Regions from separate parts of the Homo sapiens genome. Here region 2 is linked to region 1. A link is a loop called in an ENCODE intact Hi-C map of the cell type or tissue named here. Cell type or tissue: MCF 10A. All regions are shown on one strand. Each heading gives the region's core, and the rest is flanking DNA. Links, peaks and the distances in the headings are about the cores only.

Evidence for each region. A loop is a pair of places that touch in the nucleus more often than their neighbours do. Peaks named below come from ENCODE experiments on the same cell type or tissue, not always from the same donor. Only the 100,000 strongest peaks of a DNase experiment are listed, where the experiment ranks them.
Region 2: a loop joins it to region 1, with 5 times the contacts of the local background. A loop is called at or near these places in 2 of 110 quality-filtered maps.

What each region holds. Positions count from the first base shown.
Region 1 is chr20:22,376,008-22,383,503 of GRCh38, forward strand. No RefSeq gene overlaps it. Among named protein-coding and RNA genes, the nearest start is that of LINC01427, 97 kb to the left of the region's middle. In MCF 10A, for the core only: no CTCF peak of the experiment used is centred there; a DNase peak (open chromatin) is centred at 3,674.
Region 2 is chr20:23,135,220-23,142,715 of GRCh38, forward strand. No RefSeq gene overlaps it. Among named protein-coding and RNA genes, the nearest start is that of LINC00656, 6.3 kb to the left of the region's middle. RefSeq lists an enhancer at 1,214-2,413. In MCF 10A, for the core only: no CTCF peak of the experiment used is centred there; a DNase peak (open chromatin) is centred at 4,492.

The DNA.
Region 1 (7,496 bases), core at 2,630-5,129:
CATTTGAAAATGCCTTGTGCAATTATGTGGCGCTTAATACTCAGATAATGGAACAATGAAAGATGTATGTTTGCATTTTGTAAAATTAAACTGTATGCAGTTATTTATCTTTTACCTTAATTGTTTGAGCTTGTTTCTAATGTAAACTGTTGTAATTTTAAATAAATATAATAGAAAAAACTTTCATAGGTATCAAGAATCCAGAGTAAATTTACTTTGCAAATAGGCTTTGTAGGTATGTTTTATGCTGAGGATCTTAAACTGACACTTTCATTCAAAAATATTTTGAATTACTCACTGTTTGCCTCTCTGAGGTCAGACAGATTGCAAGGAGACTAGATTTCACAATGGAGTTTGGGTGACTTCATCTTATTCCAAAGCCTGAAATATGATAAATGTATGAAATAAATATGTGAGAAGATTGAAAGTGCATTATTGATTGACTTTTTAAGTACATTGATCTTTATGCTTTTATTTTTCTGTTTTTATTCTTGGTTCCATTTTACATGCTCAATTTGTTCTCCCCTCTAGTCATATTTTTCATCTACTTAACTTTGTTAGCTTGATATATTATGGAGGTTTCAGATTTGGGGATAGATAAGGCAAATTATGGTATATGAATACCTTTGATAATATATAAAATCGTCAGTATAAGACAAATATACTATTGTTTAAATTCCAATGCTGTGAGTCGTCCTGCTGTGATATTCACAGCATGACTATAAATGTGTGTATGATAAATAAAAGAAAGAGGGAGGCCAGGCGCGGTGGCTCATGCCTGTAATCCTAACACTTTGGGAGCTAAGGCAGGCGGATCACTTGAAATCAGGAGTTCAAGACAAGCCTGGCCAACATGGTGAAACCCCGTCTCTACTAAAAATACAAAAATTAGACAGGCATGGTGGTGGCGGGCACCTGTAATCCCAGCTGCTTGGAAGGCTGAGGCATGAGAATAATTTGAACCTGGGGGGCAGAGGTTGTAGCGAGCCAAGATCACACCACTGCACTCCAGCCTGGGTAACAGAGCAAGACCCCATCTCAAAAAAAAAAAAAAATGACAGAGGATAAAACAAAAATGATTCCCCATGAATTTCAGGGCCCTGCGGGATCATGCTCAACCACATTCACCCAGTCCCCTGGGTCAGTTGGTTTGATATCACTTCAGGGTCACTGAGAGTAGGGCAGAGTCCTTAGGAGCGTGAACCTGGAATCCAGATTCAAGTCCAGCTCTGCCTTTTACTGGCTGTGGGACCTCACCCATGTCATCTGAATTCTCCATGCCTCAGTTTCCTTATCTGTAAAACAGGTCATGAAGAAGAAGGGTCATTTGTTTTTTAATGAAAATTTATGTATTAATATATTTAAAAATACTTTAACCATCATCTGGCATATATTAAGCCATATATATATATATATATATATATATATATAACACCTTAGATAACATTTTATTGTTAAATCATTTCAGATTTACAGAAAATTTGCAAAAATGTACAAAGAACTGCTCTAAGTTGCTCACCAAGATTCACTAGTTGTTTATATTTTGACATATTTGCTTTAGACATCATAGTTTTATTTTGCTATGTAACAAATTATCACAAATTTAGTATCTTAAAACAATACACTTTTATTACCTTGCAATTTCTATGGGTCAAGAGTACAGGTACAGGTTAGCAGAGATCTCTATTCAGGGTCTCACCAGGCTGACTTTAAGGTGTTAGCTGGAGCTATTCTCTCACCTGAGGCTAAGGGCCCTCTTCCAAGCTCACTTTTTACTGGTCAAATTTAGTTCCTTGTGGTTGTAGGACTCATGAGGTTCCCCATTTTCTCACCAGATATCAGCCAGGGATCAGGCTTAACTCCTAGAGGCTTCCTGGCATTTCCTGCTGAGTGGCTCTTCCCATACTCCCACAACATGTTGGCTTGCTCTCCAGCAGCATGGAGTCTTTCTGATGCTTCACCTTCATCTAATGGGCTCACCTGCTTAGGCAAGGTGCACCCAGGATCACTTCCCTTTGGATTAACTCAAAGTCAACTGATGAGTAATCAAATCATGGGAGTGGTCTCCCATCATATGCATACATTCTGCTCAAACCCATGGAGAAGCAATTAATTTCTACACCCTGTGTACCAGGGTGTAGAAAGCTTGGGAACTATCTTAGAATTCTACTATATTCATATTTTTTCCCGAGCTGTTTGAGAGTAAGATACAAACATAATGCCTCATCATCCCCAAATAATTTAGTATGTATTTTCTGTGATCTAGGACATTCTTTTACAGAACTATAGCATAATTAAAATCAGAATTTAACATTAGTATATTACTACTTAGAGACCTTACTCATGTGTTGTAAATTATCCCGAAATTATCCTTTATATTAAATATATATATGTATATATATGTGTGTGTATATATATATATGTATATATATGTATATATGTATATATATGTGTATATATGTATATATGTATATATATGTGTATATATGTATATATATGTGTATATATATGTGTATATATATATGTGTGTGTATATATATATATGTGTGTGTGTGTGTGTATATATATATATATATATATATATATATATGTGTGTGTGTGTATATATATATATATATTCCAGGAAACAATTCAATCACATATGTTGTATTTGATTATCATCATTCTTCAGTCTCTTTTAAATCTGGAATAGTTCCTTAATCTGTTTTGCTTTTTATGACCTTGACACTTTTGAAGAAGATAGGCCACTTGTTTTATAGAATAGCCCTCATTTGGATTTTGTCTGGTATTTCCTCATAATGAGAGGTAATTGATGCGTTTTCACCAGGAAAATTGTGGAAGTGAGGTTTTATCCTCCTCAGTGTATCATATCAAGAGACACATAATGTGAGTTTGTCCAGTTACTTATGATCATATGGTTAAGATGGTGTCTGCCAGATTCGTTGCCATAAAGTTAGTTTCCATATAGTTACTTCTACTAATTATTATCAAAAATAAGCATTGTCCAGGGAAAAAGAGTTGATAAAAAAAGCAAAAATAATGAATGATTGTTGCGCATTTCTCTACAGGCCACAAAGCACTTGGCACGTAAACCTTAGACAGTTAGAGAACTCATCTGAGTTTGGGCATCTGTCTACCAGGCTCCCAAACCCTTGTCTTTCAAGTGTCCTGTCCCTTGATTATGGAGTTCTCCCTCTTATCAAGATTCTCTCTCTCTCTGCTGAATGATTCTTAATACCACATCATTACACCTTAGTTTGTTTCATCAAAAAGTGTATCAACAACGTCTTCAAAAGAGTTGCTTACACTCACAGTCTTAATCTACTTGGCATAGCTCTGAGCAGGCTCCTGTCCTCAGCATACCAACAAGAACAAAACAGATCTTATTAAGGTCACCAAGACTCCCCATGACATTAAATCCAAAGGACATTTTTTTCTATCTTCATCATTTTTGATTATCAACGGAATCCAACACAGCCAGCCACAATCTCCTTGAAACATCCCCAATCTTGCCTTCTCTAGCAGCACATTTTGTGGGTTTCCTCCTGTCTCACTGGCTATTCCTTTGGAGTCTTAAACATTACCTGGGAGGGCCACTGGATTGACTCATCTCTGCTCCCCAGGGCCTCTCATCCTCCAGCAGGCTAGCCCAGGCAACTGCCCATGGCCCTGGCTGGGTTCCAAATGAGTAACAGCATGCAATGCCTCTTAAGCCTAAGCTTGTTTTGCCCCCCAAACCCCAACATTTCTGCAGCATTCTATAGGGCATAGTGAGTCACAGGGGAAGCCCTTATTCATAGGGAAGGAAATAGATTTGGGAAGACTTGCAAAGTCACATTTCAGAAGATGTAAATACAGGGAGCTGTGGAGAATTGGCACCATTCTTGAAATTAATCTATCTACTCTTAATCCACCAAAAATAATTCCAGGATAAGAATCATGAACTGTTCCTTCTGCTTTGTATCTGGGGTCAGGTACAGTTCCATGGTTCTCACAGCTCCTGACACATACTCAGATTTTCTCAAGTTTTTCTGTAAAAGACATCAGCTTCTCCCACACCTCTGCAATTTCCTCGTGATGTTGAACTTCATTGATTTCTCTTTTTGCCAGCCTTTGCATCACACCAAGTTCCAAGGCTGGTGAACAATGTGAGGAGGAAGTGGAGGTAAAGGGGGCACCTTGTAGGCACTCAGTCAAGCAATATGATCATGAGTTCAACTTCATTCAAATTTGAATCTTCTTTCTAACTTCACCCAGCTCAGATGAATTACTTTTTTTCTGCCATATTCACTTGTTCTTGTTGAAAAACTGAGATTATTTTTTCCTTTGGTTGAAGAATCCTCTGTCCCTCTATTATTTTGATTTATTTCTTTTCCTTCCTGAGTGATTTCTTTCTGAAGATAAGTCCAAATTTACAAGCCAAGTAGAATTAGAAATGAAGATTGTTTTTCTTCTTTTACTAAAAGAGAATATAACCAAACTGTACATGAATTGGAGAAGGGCTGCCCATCACATCCTTCCTGCAGATTACAGTATCCATGAAGGCCATGAGACCCACCTAAGCATCTTCTTTCTTGGAGTATCATTGGAATCTCCCAGGTTATTTAGAAATACACACGTCCAGTGACCCCTACCTATGGTAACCTTCTACCCTGGAGACATTGGATATTAAGAGGTGAGCTCTTCTGTAGGTTCTGGGATTCGAGATAGTAAGATATCCTATTCTACAGGAGACAGCCTCTCCTTGAAGACAGATGGGTGTAACAGTCACAAAGCAATGATAAAAGTTCAGTCCCACATGTCACCAGAAGTGTTCTAAGGGCATCCATGAAGGTGGGGAGGAAAAGTGAGGTATGGGACATAAGACCAACCGCTCTATGAGTGGTTCAAGGTTCAGGTAGCTTTTGACAGTGTTTATGAGCTGTGTGAGGGTGAAGAAGTCCCTTTCAATAGAGAGGAGATACAGTAGTGCAGTCATATTTGACCTTTCAAAAAATGTGGGATAGCATATAAAATATGCTACCTATTTTGTAAGAAAGGGGAAAGTAAAAATCTATGTTTGAATGCGCTTGTGTGTGCTAAAAATCTTGGATGATTACATGAGAAACTAAGAACAAGGATTATCCAATCAGAGTCTTGGTATATGGGACCAGAAGGGAGATAATTTTACAGATATAAATAATGGATAATTTTATTCTATATCTTTTGACATTTTCTATTTTTTGAACCATGTCTAAACTGCTCATTTAAAAATTTTAAGTTTGAGGATCTACACATAATATTAGCTCTACTCTTATCCATCTATAGAGAAAATATTTAAAGACAGACTGTTACTGTGAACTCAGCAAGATTTTTACATTAATTGTATTTTATCAATCACAGTAGCGTTTATCTGTTTGATATAGAATGGTGCAAATCACTTTAAGACAGACCATGTATGCGGGCCATGGATGATGCTTAGAGCATGTATGATTTGTGGACCCTGTAGTGACTCCTTCTCATGCCACTTCCCAGGGACATCATGGCCTTCTGCAAAGAGGTCTCTCTCTCTCTCTTTCTCTCTCTCTCTCTCTCTCTGGGTACCTGTGCATGTGTTGCAGGTGACCTGACATTCTTGGATCACTCTCCCAGAAAGCCATGTGTTGGACCCCTCCCTTTCTATCTTAAAATGCCCGATGTTAGAAGCTCATAGTAGTTGTAAAGGAGCTAATGTGATGCTTAAAAAGGGCTCAAAACATTGGTTCCCCCGCCCCCACCCCTCAGGGCCTGGGAAGTTTCCCTTTCTCTTTGGGAGAAAAGTTGCTTTTCATTTTTCACTTGTGCCTGTGTGTTCTCTGTTACGTTATTACTATTTCCATCAAAAAGCATTTTATAGTTCAATGTTTGGGGGAAATACAGTCCCATAAGCAGGCCCCTATTCAGGCCCCTATCCAGCCTCCTCGTCCTTTTGCCTCCTCACCCCTTCCTAGGGCCCATACCTTGCAGTGCCTTGTGTGAAATTTTCGAAGGCAGTCCTCACTCACAGCCCCACTTGGAATGTCACAAGCATTTAGCAGATTAAAGGCTCTGAAAAGCCCTGCAGTAAAGTAATGTTTAACTTCAATTAAACCACCCTCTCTCAAATTCACTTGACTGCTAAACTCTTTTTCAAAGAACACCTGTATGTATTCCAAAAAGTTCTGGATTAAATATTGTTAACCTCTCAAAGAACACAGGGTGGGGCCTATTTATCCTCTGTGTGCCTTCAAATCCCAGGAGGCTCAGGCCTTTTCTGCAATAAAAAATGTATTCATAACTCTTTAATTGCTCTCTTCCCTTCTTCCTCTCTGACTTATTTGTATAATATAAAGTTAGTGCGCTATATTTGAATAACATGGATAGAAATAAACTTTTAATGCCAGAACCTCCTCTCAAAAAAAAGTGGTAAAGCTAGAACTCTCACTGTAGTTGCCTGTAATTTAAAGTGAAAGGCTCCAAACAGGTGTTTCCCCTGGAAGAAATGTTCAAGCCTTGTTAAGAGTCTATAATATGTCAATATACACTGTTAAAAGAGATGACAGGTCATGTGCCACATGACAACAGTTTAGTCAAGATAGACTGCATATCAAATAGTGGTCCCATAAGATTATAATATTGTATTTTTAGGGTAGCTTTCCTATATTAGCTATGTTTAGATACACAAATACTTACCGTTGTGTTACAACTGCCTACAGTATTTGGTACAGCAACGTGCTGCCCCAGTGTGTAGTCCAGGAGCAATAGGCTAATGCCACATAGCCTGGGGGTGTAGCAGGTTCTACCATCTAGATTTGTGCAAGTACACTCCATGATGTTCACACAACAGCAAAATAGCCTAACAATGCATTTCTCAGAATATACTCACTCGGTTAAGCAACGTGTTTGTACTTTTCTTGTGACTTGAATCACTTCCGTTTTAAATCTGTAAGAAGCTGAAATACTATATCCTCTTTCTTTCTTTTAATAAACGAGTAGGAGACAGTGCACCTGGGCTCACTCGTCAGAGAGGCTGACCCATGTGAAAGGCAAGGAGTCCTGCCCCAGTCACTCATGCCTGTCGCCCATTATTTTAGTGAATTGTGGTGAAAACCCCAGCTCCATATAGGCTGGCTGTGTCTAGATGGTACAACTGAGTCAGCTGGGGAACACACAAGGCAGCATTGCAGACCATCATTGCAAAATAGCTGTGCATTCCTTCACCTGAGCTTTTGTGACGGGTGCATTGGGTTGGTAAAATGACTAAAATTATTCAGTTGCCCCTGTTCCGGTTGTAGAAAAATGCTCTTCACACAAGGAATGTTTTTGTGGTTTGCCACATTTGGAAATGTCAGCTACTTTGGAAATGCTGTATTTAGCCTCAAATCCCACACCCATTCAATGCTGTTAACCAGATCTCCAGGGTGTAGCGACAGTGCAAGTCCATGTATTTTGAGATCTATTAATACCTTTTGGTTACCAAGTGGCATTTGCTTCCCGTA
Region 2 (7,496 bases), core at 3,086-5,585, 760 kb after region 1:
AAATGTCAAAGGACACGAATAGACATTTCTACAAAGAAGATATACAAAGGGTCAATAAGCACATGAAAAGATGTTCAGCATCACTAATCATTAGGGAAAAGCAAATCAAAACCACACTGAGATACCGCCTCACATCCATTAGGATGGCTACTATTAGACAAACAAACAAAACCCAGGAGTCATAAGTGTTAATGAGCATGTATGGAAATTGGAACCCTTGAGCACCATTGGTAGAACTGTAAAATGGTGAAGCCACTACGGGAAATAATATGGTGGTTCTTAAAAAAATAAAATAAAATTAGAATAAAAGGAAAAGTAGAATTGCCATTTAATCTAGCAATTCCACTTCTGGGTGTATAACCAAAAGAATTGAAATTAGTGTCTCAAAGAGACATTGGTAACCCCATGTTCCTAGCAGCACTAAACACCATAGCCAAAGGTGGAGGCAACCCAGATGCCCATCAGCATGTGACTGGTAAACACAATGAGGCACAAACATGCCGTGGAATATTATTCAGCCTTTGTAAGGGAAGAAATTCTGATGCAAGCTACAAGGGTGAACCTTGAACACATTATACTGAGTGAAATAAGCCAGTCATGAAAAGACAAATAATGTGGGATTCCTCTTAAATGAGGTGCTAGAGTTGCCAACTCCATAGAGACCGAAAGCAGAAGGGCGGCTGGCAGGGCCTGCGGGGAGGGGCGGAAGTCACTGTTTAATGGGCACAGGGTTTCTGTTTTGCAAGATGAAATGAGTTCTGGAGATGGGTTGTACAACAATGTGAATGTGTGTAACACTACTGAACTGAACACTTAAAAACGGTCATGATGATGAATTTTGTTATGTGTATTTTGCCACAATTTAATTCAAAAAATATAAATACACACAAAATGTCTGCACAGAAACCCTGTTTTTGAAGGAAATGCCCTGTATTGTCAGTGAGTCAGACGTGGGCTGTGCTCCCAAACCTGGGTGGATTGTGCCCTCTGTGGCCCATCACTGCAGAGGGTGTCAGTGTGAGGAGGAAAAAAAGGGGAGTGGACAGGCTCTGGGCCACAGGCCCACTGCCCACTGTGGGACAGAGAGTGCTTCCCTGCTCTCAGGAGAAGAGAAAGCATGTTGCTCATGCACATAACACATTCACCTTATAGGGGGCCACTGGACTTCTAGCTTCCCAGACCTGGTTCATCTAAGGGAAAGCCATTTGTAGGGGCAGAAATGTTCCTAACTTCCTGTTCAGGGTCTCTTAATTCTATGGACATGAATGACGGCAAGGGCCATTATGCATTGATTCTGATGTGCAGAGTTCCAGTCTGAGCAGGACTATGCCTGTTGTACAGACTGGAAAGCTGTGACTTCAAGGGGTTAAGAAACCAGCCAGAGGCCGCACAACCAGCAAGCCGCAGAGGTGGACGGAGCCAGGCCGTTGGGTTCTGTTTGGGTTGTTTCTTGCTATTTAACAGACTGCCCTAAATCTCAGTGACTTAACACCCATTTTGTCACCTCTCTGGGTTGGGTAGGGTGGGGGCTCAGCTGGACACTTCTCCCGCTGTTTTTCTTGGGGTCTTTCCTGTAGTTTTAGCTCGATGGTGGAGGGGCCGGGGGTCATCTGGAGGTTAGACCAGGTGGAGGGGCCTCTCTTATTGTCTCCACATGTCCTGTCTTGTGGCCTCTCCAGAAGGGTGGCTCAGGGTTCCCAGGAATGAGTGATCCAGTGAGAAGCAGCAGCAGCTGTGGCCTCTCGCGGGCAGGCGGGAAACCGACACCGTTCACTGGTAGGTATTCTGCTGGTTAGGCGTGAGTCAGCGCCTGGCCCAGATTCCACCCTGGAGGGGCTGCACCAGGGCGTGAACTCTCGGGGCGTGGCTCCCCAACCCTCTTTAGAAACATTACCTTGAACACCATAGCTCAGAGCAGTAATCACCAGTCCACTGAGGCAGCAGAGGGGCCTACGGCTGGGACTGTGGGAACAGGGAAGCTGCACCCAGGGCTTCACCCACAGGCACCATCGCTTACTCTGCCTGGCTCGCGGGTCGGTGAAGGGAGTGGCTGCCCTTCTGCTCAGCTCGGTCTTTGTCCCATTATTTTCTCCATTTGTTCTGCTGAAGAGACAGCCAGGAGGCAGTGAAGTGGCCCCTCCAAGGTCAAGGCAGCATGCAAACCCCACCTGCCCGCTGAGCCTGACATTTATTTTATCACAATGGGTTTCAAGCAGGAAGATTGCCCTGTCCTGAGGACAGGACAGCCAGCTTCATGGGCACTTGACATGAAAACCTCCAGTGGCCTCAGTACCCAGGTGGGGGTGGGAGCACTGCAACCCTCAGGGCAAAACCAAGGAACATGAAGGTGTTGGGGATGCACCTGGGCCTCAGCCTGGCAAAGAGCCCAAGAAACACCCAGGTAGACTTTGGGAGTGGGAAAGACTCCACCCACGGTCTCCGAGAGAAGGAGGCTAATGGGGCAGGGGGTGAAGACAGGATAAATGAAGGAACGCAAGAAGCCTAAGGGGGAAGGTGGTTTGAGGGCTGAAGCCCAGGTTGAGACTAGAAGGCCAGGCAGAAGCATTCAGATCCCAGGTCCTGTAAATTCTTTCCCACTGGGGAAAGAATTTGTCCTACAGGAAGGCTGAGGAAAGGCTCTGCTGAGTCTATCTTCGCTTTGTTTTTTGCAAGAAAAGTTTTCCTTTTGTGAAAACTTATCATACAGATTGGGCCATTCTTGTCACACCCAACTAAAACACAGTCAAGAATCCAGTGGGGATAGCACCCAGAGCACAATACATTGCTCCAAAAATGTAATTATCTGTAGGCCTAGCAGCTGAAACTGCCTGCAGTAGCCTGAAACCAGTTTTATCTAAGACTCCTGAAATGACCTGCTGCAACTCTCAGACTAGCTTTGCCCATGGCTGTCACTTCCCAATCAGAGCTTGCCAGCTACTCAGAACCTTACTAGTGCTGGTGAAATTTCTCAAAGAGCAATGCATAACATTTCTTCTTTCTATAAAACCTCTGACCTTCTATTTGTTCTTCAGAGAGAGCACTTTTGATTCACGCTGGAAACTCTCTCCATCAGTTTGGTTTGCAAACTGATGTTGACATTAAAGCCCTCTCTTCGACTACCCAGCCATCCTGGTGGTCCTTTGGGTAACACTTGCTTCATGAGGCTGTACAATGGTCTAATAAGAGGGCAGAGGAAATTCATGGTAAGCCCTTTATCCCCAGGGACAGCTCCTGGCAGGACAGGTGCTGGAGGAGGGGGAAGGCTTTCTGTCCTTTTTCATTGCTTATCCCTTTTGTCTTGCCTGCATCTGATGTTGAGTTTGGTTTCTCAGATTAATATTTCTTTCCAGAGTAGCCAAAAAAATCATCTGCCACCGAGTTGGACTGGTTAGAGCACCCTCCCCTTGCATTTTTAATGATCTGACCAAATAATAATAATTCCCAAAGAGTCCTTAGAAATCCAGAGAGGTAGGTTTGCAAAATCAATGTTGAAAATGTCAGAACAGGCTTGCAAAATTCACATTACAAAAATTGCATGCAGCCCCCGCAATCAACTGAAGGCATCTGGCTGTTGCAGACACACCAGCCTCACCTGGCTTACCTCAGGTCTCCAATTTGCCCATCCATTTGCAGGGCTTCTCAAGCTCTCTGGGACCACCCAGCTGAAACAGAAGCACTGTGCTGTCCCCTGGGTAAGGAGGGAAGCCGGGCTGCTAGAATGACAAGGCATGGGAAAAAGGCCTGACTCCTGAAATATTGTTCATTCTCCAAAAGCTGTCTGATCAAGGATTTTCAGATGCATGAAGTCAAAGTTACCTACCCTTTTTCAGGGCAACGATATGGAAATGTAAGTCAAGATAAGCAGAGGAAAGGCAAAGAACTGTGAGGCCTGTGAGGGAGGCCAAAAAACATGCTCTGGCATAAGCCAGCAAGGGCAGCTTCTCAAGAAAAGAAATTCCGGCCCTTGACTCTTATGGACCCATTCTCTTTCTGTTGGCCTTAGACACAGAAACTAAGACACATGTTTAGTCAACGATGAATATATGAACATTAACATCAGACAAGATATTTGAAATTGAAAGTGACCTAGAAAATAAAACTATTGAGTGTATGATCATGTTAGACCCTACCTGCTGAAAAATTCCTTTAACAAGGGGTTGATTAAGTGGCATTTTAGAATTTAGAAAGCACTTCTCAGCTACAAAGATGATTGCTAGTTTCTTACCTAATCACAAAGAGGCACAGACTGGTGTTTTCTCTGTGGCTTTTACAGAGACCATAGTATATTATATACACAGCTCTACACTTAGTTTCTCTCTCTGAGCAAGAGTAGAGGGTTGCCTTGTTCTGTTAACGCTTTGGAGTGAGGTTAGCTTTGTGTGTGTGTAGGATTTATTCAGCTCTGGCCCCAGTCATTGGATAAAGGGTTTGCTATGATAAACATCTGAGCCTACATGCATGTATGGACACGTACAGGAAACGTCCTTACATGGGGACGCGTCAGGCACGTGGTGTTGGCATTCTTTACTTTGTGTGATGCTGCCAATCACCCTCTGTGAAGGTGGTGCTGGTTCACACTGCTCATCCTCACTTCATGGTGTGGGCACACTCCCTGGTGGGTCCCAACCTGCCGGGTGAAGCAGGAGCAACTCACTGCAGTTTTGAGTGCGTTTTTCTCATCTTTCCCTGTGTATAAGAGGCAGTTATTTGAACAATGAGATCACATGGACACAGGAAGGGGAATATCACACTCTGGGGACTGTGGTGGTGTGGGGGGAGGGGGGAGGGATAGCATTGGGAGATATACCTAATGCTAGATGACGAGTTAGTGGGTGCAGTGCACCAGCATGGCACATGTATACATATGTAACTAACCTGCACAATGTGCACATGTACCCTAAAACTTAAAGTATAATAATAAAAATAAATAAATAAATAAATAAATAAATAAATAAAGAGGCAGTTATTTTTCTGTTTCTGTCTCTATCCCTTGTCCATTTGCTGTGGAGTTGTTGATTTTTTAATCATGGATTAATAATAATAACTTGAAATAAAAAAACTAACCCCTTTGAATTTGATATATGATACAAATATATTTCACAGTATCATGTTTTAATTTTTTTAAGTTTTGTTTTATTAATATGTAGATTATTTCTATTTTATATGCAGTTAATGCATTAATTTTTTGGTTTTTATTTCTTGTCCCTTATTCATACTTCTCTTCTTTACCCCAAAATTATTTATTTTTCTAATTCTCCTACATTTCCTTCCAGTAAATTTATGATTTCACCTTTAGGTGAAATAGCATTATACTTAAATGCTATGTTATACCATATATATTTAAATGCTATATTAAAATGTCCATCCTGGACAAAGTCTGGAGCTCCTCAATCTCAGTTTTGTCTTCATGTTTTGCACAAGCTTTCTCTCTTTGTGTCTGGCTTACATTCTGCGTGTTGTTTTGGATGTGTGTGTTCCTCCTGCTTATTTGGACATTGTGAGTTCCATTTCTAGCTCATTTTGTTGTTACTCCTGTAACTCTATCCTTTGATGAGATAATGTACCCGTGATTTAGACAGAATTTTCGAAGCACTGTGCTTTTTCTATTTCCCTCCATCACCTGACCTTAGTTATGTTATTTTTAAAAATTCTTCTGGTGTTTACATCTGTTCTTTAAATATTAATTGATTTTATCAATTTGAATGGATTCCTTTTGGACCCTAGGAACAAGTATGGCATGTCCGAGGTATTCAGCTTATAACCAGGGCTTTCAAGATTACTTGAAAGGAAAACATTCAAAAATGTATTTTAAAAAATTGTTAAACAGGGAAGCATGAGACATTATGATGCAAACAGAGTGACCTAATGTTCTTAGCTAAGCAAGGGAGAGGTCCTCAGGGTCAGGTTTTCCAGGACGCAGTGCTACCCCAGCTTCCCTCCCCGCACCAGAGTGACTTTGGGGGCTGTCAGCCACACCCCACTCTGAGTCGGCCTAAGCTGAGTGTCAAGCATTGTGGACATGGCTGCAGCCAGCGGTCCTGGGTATGTCCCTCTGCTGACCACTTGACACCCAGTCCTGGTGGCTTTGACCGCAGCTTGGTCTTGGAGCTGTCCCCATGGCCCTCAGAGTCTCTGAAGGGAGGAATCCAGGAACACTACAGTAAACCAAAGCCCAGCTCTTTGCGAGGGCTGTGCTTCCATAAGTAAGGCACAGGCTGCGAAGTCCTCACCAGGAGTAGAGGTCCTCAAGAGACCCTCTCTGTCCTTTGTCCAGCCTCCTGGGCATCAGTGCCATCATCTCTGGGGACAGCGTGTATCTGTAGCTGTTCACTTTGTAAGCCTAATGCCCAGCATCTGTCTCCTGGGCATCTGTGTCCTGGGCATTAGGCTTAGAAAAACAAATGACAGGTGCCTCTGGCCTCTTGGGCCTCACAGTGTTTTGAGAACAGACACCTAGATAAGTGACAAAACGTCAAAGCTCCAAAGAGCAGCAGCAGGTGCAGGCAGGGGACCCTGACATAGAGATAGTGACTCTGCTTTCAGGGGGACACTGAAGAGTGTGATCTGAGGGGAGGTGGAGGGCTGAGCAAGCAGAGATTAGGCAGTGTTGGGATGGGGCCATTCCTCCAGCCTCCTGCCCACCATCTCACAACTCCAGTTTTTCCCACTTCCCGGTACCTCCTGTTAAAACCCTTTGAGACGGGACACATGATGAAAGCATTTGCACGGCCTTGGTCAGCTCGGACATCTGCCAAGGCTTGGATTCTCCTTTCATCAAAGCCAATGGATTCTGCACGCAGCTCCCAAGAGCTGGAAACAAAGTGGGAGAACCCTGTCTGGAGCAGTGTATTCATTCATGCGTGCATTCATTCAACGTGCATTTATCAAAGGGCCACTTTGATGTGCTGGAGATATAGGGATGAACAAACCGGACCAAGTCCTCCCCCGCACAGGGCTTGCCTTCTAGTGGGGTGGCAGCCAACATGAAATTAAACACAAGTATACTATCGAGTAGGTAAATGCTATGAACAAAAATGCAAAAAGCCAGATGCTCAAGGGCAGAGGCTGATGTTTTGGGTACGGTGGTTTGGGAAGGCCTCAGGAGCTCACCTTTGAGCACTAGGTGTGGCCAACATGTCGAGGGTAATGGGGTAGGTTTGACTAATCAACCACAAAAGAAGGCCTCTGACAGAACTTAGAGGAAGTAGCAAACGTTGCAGAAGGAACTAAGTTTGTCAAATCACAGCCTGTGTAGTATCTGGTCACAGAGAGAGTGGGTGGGCCAGGCCTGCATGGATCCTTGAGGAGAGGTCTTAGGCCGGCCGACAGCAGTCCAGGAAACATACCAGAGCAGTGCCCCTGGATAGGCTCTGGTCCAGCATGGGCTATGGTCCAACCCGGCCAGGGAAGCCCCCAGCCCCAGGCTGAAGGATGTACAGCAGGCGGCTTTCCTGGAAATGCTGGCTCGATCCAGGTCAGGTGCACGGAGTGAGGCC